Regions from separate parts of the Homo sapiens genome. Here region 2 is linked to region 1. A link is a loop called in an ENCODE intact Hi-C map of the cell type or tissue named here. Cell type or tissue: OCI-LY7. All regions are shown on one strand.

Region 1 (4,000 bases):
ATTTATGACAAGATTCCCAGAAATGTAGTATAACACATAAGTGTGACCTTATGAGCAGAAAAATCACCTTAGTTTCACTAGTCCACCCTGTTTGGGAACTAGGAAACTTTCAGTGTTACTCAACACAGTAAATTAACCACCGATGGCCCACTTCCTCTTTCTTTACCTAGAAAAAATACTTCCTCAAAAAGAGACTTCTACTGTGCGTGATGATGGTTGCCATTCAACATGCAATTCCTTTGTTGGGAGGAGTTAGCTCTAAGCTACTCCATTGGTGACTGAATTTTAACACGCCAGTCCACATATGACTGCCTATATAATCTAAGTCACTCTGGTTTTGCTATCCCAGGATCCACCTTCTACACAGTGCACACTGCATGAATTATAGAAACTAGACTATGGGAAAGTTGACAGTTGCTTCATTTCTCCAGAAAAGCCACATGCCTGCAGCTGTCAAGGGTAGCCCGACCAATGTACCAGGTCACTAGTTCAACACTTGTGGAGAGTTGAGGGCACTGATCCCCATTCTAAAAGATTCTCAACATAGAGAACTAGAAAATATCAGTCTTAAGAGAGTATTATCAATGTTCCCTGAAGGGATTCATTCTATTTTTGTAAACCCCAACTGGTTTCTTAAATATTTAATCCATCATGCAATCAGAATAGTTGTAATCACCTATCATCAAACTGGAAGAAAATATTATTTTTTACACAAAGAGATCATTGTTTCTTAAAAGCAGTAAATGATACATGCCTGATAAGCAAAAATAATACATTTGTTCAGAGGATTAAGCACTTTGAGATGGATTGTTCAGAGAAAGTTTTGTGGGAAGATTCCAATGTAAAATGGGACTGGGGAAAGCACAACATGAAAGGCAGAGTAGTATTTACAAAGACAAAGGAGGAGCCAACCTTTGATGCTGGTCCTCTAATCCTTACACATTCCTCCCTGCTCAGGGCTTAAAGACTTCTAAAAACTGACTCTTGCTTCTCTCTGCAAGTGTGAGACACAAATTTCTACCACCATTTACTAGCCAAGTGATTCAGGCAACTCATGCAACCCCTCTGCACTTCAGGTGATGAATATATGAAAAGATAATCACATCTGCTAGCAGCTGGGGATTGAAGGACTGTGCGTACAAAAGAAAAAAGCACAGTGCCTGGAATACAGAAACCAGTCAACAAAAGCATTTCCTTTCCCTTGACCTGTTCAGAACTTTTTTTTTCTTTTTTCTTTTTTTTTTTTTTTTGAGATGGAGTCTCTCTTTCTCACCCAGGCTGGAGTGTAGTGGCGTGATCTCAGCTCACTGCAACCTCCGCCTCTGGTGTTCAAGTGATTCTCCTGCCTCAGCGTCCTGAGTAGCTGGGATTACAGGCACCCGCCACCAAGCCAGGCTAATTTTGTATTTTTAGTAGAGATAGGGTTTCACCGTTTTGGCCAGGCTGGTCTCGAACTCCTGACTGCAGGTGATCTGCCTGCCTCAGCCTCCCAAAGTGCTGGGATTACAGGCGTGAGCCACCGTGCCCGGCCGAACTTTTCTTTGCCTAATACCAATGCATTGTAAACGTATGGGAAAAAAGATTAATTGGGTTGCAAGGAGACTTGAGTGCTAGTCTTGCCTTTACCACATAATGAGCTGGGTGGTCTGGGGTGGATAATTTTGGTTTGCCATTGTTGCTTTCTCTTTGAAATGAAGAGGATAGCCAGGAACTCCAAGATTCCTTCCAGCTTATTCATTCATGTCTTTGCATTGCTGAGCATCACCCCAGGGATGTTTTATCATCTCAGGCAGTGAGGAATTGGGATCCCTTGTGTTCCCCTAGCACCCTTTCTATTAACCCGAGAGTGTGCTGGAGGATACTGCTTTTCTGGAGAGCACACACTTCATATTGGGCGACTGTGACACAGGCATCTGAGTGGTCTCTGGCAGGACTTTGCAATATCCGCCCTGGGAAATGGCAAGGGCACCCGAGGACCTGTGAGCTGGCAGGGCCGTGTCACCCCAAAAGACAAGGACTCTGAGAGGAGGTACTTCACCAACACTCTACAGCTGTGTGAAGAAAAAAAGAAAATGGTTGATGAATTTCCACTTTCCACAGAGTAAAGAAATATTTTTATGTTATTTGTTTCCAGCCTGAGCGGGGGGCTTTTCATGCATGACCAAGGAACTCTCCTCCCACAGGTGGGGATACACTGCCACCTGCTGGTCCTCTGCTTCTTTACACAAAGGAACACCTTCCCAAACCAAAGCAATGGTGACTTTCTCGGACAGCATACTTAGATATATCAGAAAATATTGATAGTTACTAACCTATTAATTGTGAATGTCTGATTAAATGTTGAGGGTCTTGTAGAGTTAAATTTCAAGATAATTCCTCTGTGTATACTCAAGCTCACGCAACTAAAAGAGATCTTGACTAAAATTGGCAGCCAAGATTCTTAAGGCTTCCTTCAGCAATTCAATAATTCACTTACGTGTACAAGGAATCTTTCAACATGTGGAAGTATTTTCAATACATTATATCATGTGGGGTTGTTAAAAAAGCTTTATACTTGGAACTTACTACTTAGTATTTGTATATATGCCACATGAAAATAATAAAACTGCATTCTTGTTCAACACTTTTGGCATTGGTATTCTCAGTGATTCAGATTTTCCCTCATTAATCCGCATCATTAGTCTGTGTGATTAATCTTTTACTATTGGAATGGTGCAGAGGTTAAAAGTTAATATGGATATAAATGGAACAAGCTCAGTAATTTTATCAACAAAGTGATTTGAGGCTAAGAGTTCAGGAACATTTTATTTGAAGTGGCTTTTGTGTTTCACTCTCACAGATGGTGTTCTTTGATTCTGGAACCTCAAATTGTTTTAACACATCCCACCATCCCAATGTTCAGTGTATGTGATTGATATGTGTGTCTACCCTGGCAAATAATACTTAAGAGTGAAATGCCAATCTTCCCTTTTCAACCTGAAGTTTGGTCCACAATAAAAATGGCATATAGATTATTATGTAAGCAAATCATTTAGTTCCACATTGTCTTAAACGTTTCCATTTTGAAGCTAGATTTTGGCTTTGGCTTTGCATAAAAAAGGGTCCACTGAAATGTTATGTTTGGCTCTAGGGGGTGCGGATTATTCCATCCCTACAGCAAGAAGAAAAAAAATCATGACATTTCTAGCCAACAAGGCTTTTAAAAATATTGATATCCAGTCTCCGATCACCCTACTTCATAAGCCTAATGGGAGATGAAACGGAACTTACCCGTCTTCAACTTCCCCTCCCCTTTGTGTGCTCTTCCCCTCTCTTTCAAGTACAGTATTCTCCAAAGTTATTGAACCTTAAAGTCAGACTGATAGATGCTTCTGACATGGTGAGAGGGGACCAGCTCTTTCAACCATGTCACATGACAGGAAATCCCACTTCCTCCAGAGAGAAACCTCCATGTGTCCCAACAAGACAAGAACACTCTCAGTGGATGGTCAGGCTACCCATGGGACTCATTTGGTACATATTGCACGTACTCATATTAATCTTCTGATGTGCACCAGCTCCTTATTTTCAAGACTAGGCTGCATGCTCTGGTTTGGGAGGCAGTGCAGTGGGACGAAAGTACTCCCAGCTTTGGAGACATGAACATGGGGTTCCATGCCCCTTCTGTTACTTATTGTCTTTACGGTCCTGGAGAAATAACTTAGCCCCTTTAAGCCTCCATTTCCTCATTCATAAAATTAGGATCACATTACCCACCTCACACAGTTATTGAATGCACAGCAATAACTTTGGTTATATGCCAAGCACTGTCTAAACACCTTATATGAATTAGCTTACCTGATGACCACAACAACCTCTTTAGGATCATCTTCCCCATTTCACGGATAAGGAACCGAGACAAAGGACAGATTAAGTCATTTCCCCCAAGGTCTCAATGCTCAGATATGATAAAGCCTCATATCAAAGCAGGTCTGGCTCCAGAGTTAGAGCTCATCTTGTG
Region 2 (4,000 bases), 92 kb before region 1:
GAGTAGAAAACCAAAAATTCTATTTTCTCACTTATAAGTGGGAGCTAAGCTATAAGTATGCAAAGGCATACACAGTGATATAATGAACTTTAGAGACTTGGAAGGGGGAGGGTGAAAGGAAGAGTACAGATAAAAAAATACATATTGGCCGGGCGCGGTGGCTCACGCCTGTAATCCCAGCACTTTGGGAGGCCGAGGCGGGTGGATCATGAGGTCAGGAGATCGAGACCATCCTGGCTAACAAGGTGAAACCCCGTCTCTACTAAAAATACAAAAAATTAGCCGGGCGCGGTGGTGGGCGCCTGTAGTCCCACCTACTCGGGAGGCTGAGGCAGGAGAATGGCGTGAACCCGGGAGGCGGAGCTTGCAGTGAGCCGAGATTGCGCCACTGCAGTCCGCAGTCCGGCCTGGGCGACAGAGCGAGACTCTGCCTCAAAAAAAAAAAAAAAAAAAAAAAAAAAAATACATATTATATACAATGAACACTATGGCTGATGGGTGCACTGAAATCTCAGAATTTCCCACTATGTAATTCATCCATATAACAAGAAACCCCTTTTACCTCAAAGCTATTGAAATAAAAATTAAAGATATGTATGTGTATATATACATACATATTTACACACACACACAATAAAAAGATAAAGAGTCAGAAGATAAAAGAACACCCAACTATATATTGTCTAAAATAAATCCATTTTAAATATAAAACACACATAGATTAAATGTTAATGGATGAAGAAAATTATACCAAGCTAAAAACATGAATTGAAAGAAAATAGGAGTAGCAATATTAATTTTAGTTACAGCAGACTTCAGAGCATGGACATTTATCAGGGATAAAAAAGAGCACTACGTAATTATAAAGGGGTTAATTCTCCAAGAATATATAATAATTCTTAACATGTATGTGCCTAACAACAGAGTATTAAAATATGTGAAAGAAAACTAATAGATCTGTGAAGATAAATATATAAATACACTATTATAGCTGGAGACTTCAATACACTCCTATTAGAAAAGAACAGATCCAACAGACACAAAATTAATAAAGACAGTGAAATTCAACAACACCATTCATCAACTGGACATGATGGACATCTACAGACAACTTTATGCAACAATAGGAGAATACACATTATTCATAGATTCACATGGGATATTCACCAACATAGACCACATTCTGGGTCATAAAAAACACCGGAAAATTTAAAAGAATAGAAATCATACAACGTCTACTCTCAGACCGCAGTGGAATTAAACTAGAAATCAATAACAGAAAGATAGCTGGAAAATCCCTAATTCTTTGGAGATTAAACAACACTTCTAAATAACACATGGGTTCTCATTCTTATTAGATTAAGGGTTCACTTGTTACCCAGTTCTGATAATAAGACTTAAAGTTGAGATTCAGAGATAGCTCAGAATAAAGGGCTCTAACATTGCTTCTTTCTTATTTACATTAAATTGGTTAAAACGCTGCATGTGATTACAACTTTTTAGTTCTCTCTATGTATGTAGCACAACTCTTAGCATATAATGAGATTTTGTTATTGCAATCCCTACAACTTCACAATATTACATTGATGTCTTTCTTTTCTGAAATATTAATAAAGGTATCAAATTTTATTTTTCCTATTGAATATGTTTATATATAATTAGACCACAGAGGAAAAAATACTGGCATATGTTCTCATTATTTTTTAATAAATATATATTTAAATATTTTTATCATTTCAATACACTCAAAATGTTGGCATTTCAAATAGATGTCAGTTTTCAAGTAACATACACTTATAATTATACTATTTTAAATAATGGTGATTTTTTTTTTCTAATTGGCTAATGTTTTAATTCAACAAACCTGTAGAAAACATTGTCCTTCTTCAAAGAGCTTCATTCCTAACTAGAAAATATTTTGCCCTAAGGAATGAGAAAACAGCACAGAAAAAATGTCATAATCTTTCTCAGTAGCTGATATTCAGACAAAAAAATGTCCTACATGTTTATATCATTTAGTTTACATCCAAGATTTTGACACTACAATGAAAATTACAATATTGAGAAAGTCAAAAGCATCTACATTTGAATAAAATCAAAGAGAAGGGAGGAAAGAAAAAAAATAAGCAAACACACTCAGATCCTTAGCTTAGGTTTTTAAACAGCTTCATAGCATCAGTCCCTTCCACTCTAAACAGCAGCAGCAGTGGCAGCAATACAGACATTCAACCATGAAATGAGCATGATTTCCAGGTGGCCTTCTTCAATAAGAATAGCATTAAATGACTATTTAAATTTGCCAGGAAGTGAAACATTTCTCAAATAAGAAGCCTATACAATTGAAATTCTGTGCAGCACAGCTAAGGGAAGATTTGAAGCTGATACCTACCTACTACTACCACCATCAAGCGTTCCAACATTTTTTAAATGAGCAAACTAATGATAATGAAACTAATTTTACCACATCACCCTGGGAGAGGAAGATTTTCGATAAACTTTTGCTATTAACAGCTAGGATATTCTGAAAGTATTTACCATTAAGAGATAAGCACAATGAGAAAGGTAGCTTTTAATATACAGCAGAGAATGTGCAAATAAAACCACTGATATAACAGAATCCCAGTATAATAGCGTTTGCAACAGTCAACTTCATAGTTAAGGTTACAACTCAATTTCATATCCCTGCTTTACTTGCTCATAAAAACTTGGTGGAAAGTTCTTCAACATTAAAACTTTTCATACTTGGTCTCCAAGTAAATATGAATGATAAACATGAAGGTTTTTCAATTTTAATAAAAGATTTTTTCTTTCCCTTTCTCCAAGGACAGTTCCTTCACACAAGTACTCCGACAAATAGCATGAACAAGGGGGAATTTAAAATGCATGAATTTCCTAATTAAACTTCAAATGTTTATTATGGACCCTTTTCTCTTAAACAACACCTGAAGTTCAGGGAATTTAAAAACCTTCTGACAAAGCACTAGTCCTCTGGGAGGAAAAATACTGTCTAGGCTTCGAAAACCCATTCAATAACCTGAAACTTATTTAGATCTTAACTAGAGAAAATCTGAATGTGGTTATAGAAATTTTGGTGGCCTCAGATTATAGTAACACTCTATTAAAATTACATACAATTACATTTTTGCTAATAGATCTGCCCTGGAATTTTCCCCATTATATTGTGAATATGTTTTTAATTTACTGTATATTATAATTTTATTATAATTTATTTTAAAAATTCTATTGATATATAATAGTTGTACAAAACACATGTGATATTTTAATACCTGTATATAATGTGTAATGATCAAAGCAGGGTAATAGGACTATCCATCACCGCCAACATTTATCTTTCCTTTGTATTGGGAACATTGCAATTCTTCTCTTCTAGCTATTTTGAAATATACAATAAATTATTGTTAACTATGAATTCCCTCCTATACTATGGAATACTAGAACTTATTCCTTTCTATCAAACTGTGTTTTTATACCCTTTATCCAACTTTTCTTCCTCTCTCCTTCCCTTCCCATCTCATATTATCATTTGTAATTGGTACATAATAATTGTATATATTTATGGGGCGCAGGGTGATATTTTGATGCATAAATACAATGTGATGTTTTAACACATTAAAAAACCTTCTTAGCTGGGGAGAGACTGCCTCTCCCCGGATTAAGCCAATTCTAAGAGATAGTAAAGGACCCAGCAGGAGTATGCCTTTGATAAACAAAATAACCACCAGAGCCATACCTTCTCTACCTGGCCCACCACCCCAAGAGGTAACAGTCCTCTGCCTTAATCATCCCAGGGCCAAGTAGCAGGCAAGTAGGGGCCACCCCTATAGCCCAAAGCCTGCCAGTTATTCAAACAAGCCAATCCTAAATTATTCAACCTGCCCCACCTTGCCTTTCCTGCTGACCCCAACAAATGCAATGGCTGAAACCATCCTCTCACTCCTGTCTTCTGCCCTTTCACCACCCTGGTGTCTTTCCTGTGTGG

Evidence for each region. Peaks named below come from ENCODE experiments on the same cell type or tissue, not always from the same donor. Only the 100,000 strongest peaks of a DNase experiment are listed, where the experiment ranks them.
Region 2: a loop joins it to region 1, with 8 times the contacts of the local background. A loop is called at or near these places in 2 of 110 quality-filtered maps.

Annotation. Positions count from the first base shown.
Region 1 is chr2:78,977,628-78,981,627 of GRCh38, forward strand. No RefSeq gene overlaps it. Among named protein-coding and RNA genes, the nearest start is that of REG3G, 46 kb to the right of the region's middle. In OCI-LY7, CTCF peaks have their summits at 2,210 (motif pointing left) and 2,415; DNase peaks (open chromatin) are centred at 144 and 2,204; H3K4me3 peaks cover 812 bases; H3K27ac peaks cover 118 bases.
Region 2 is chr2:78,885,381-78,889,380 of GRCh38, forward strand. No RefSeq gene overlaps it. Among named protein-coding and RNA genes, the nearest start is that of REG3G, 140 kb to the right of the region's middle. In OCI-LY7, no CTCF peak of the experiment used is centred here; a DNase peak (open chromatin) is centred at 2,261; H3K4me3 peaks cover 1,981 bases; H3K27ac peaks cover 2,158 bases.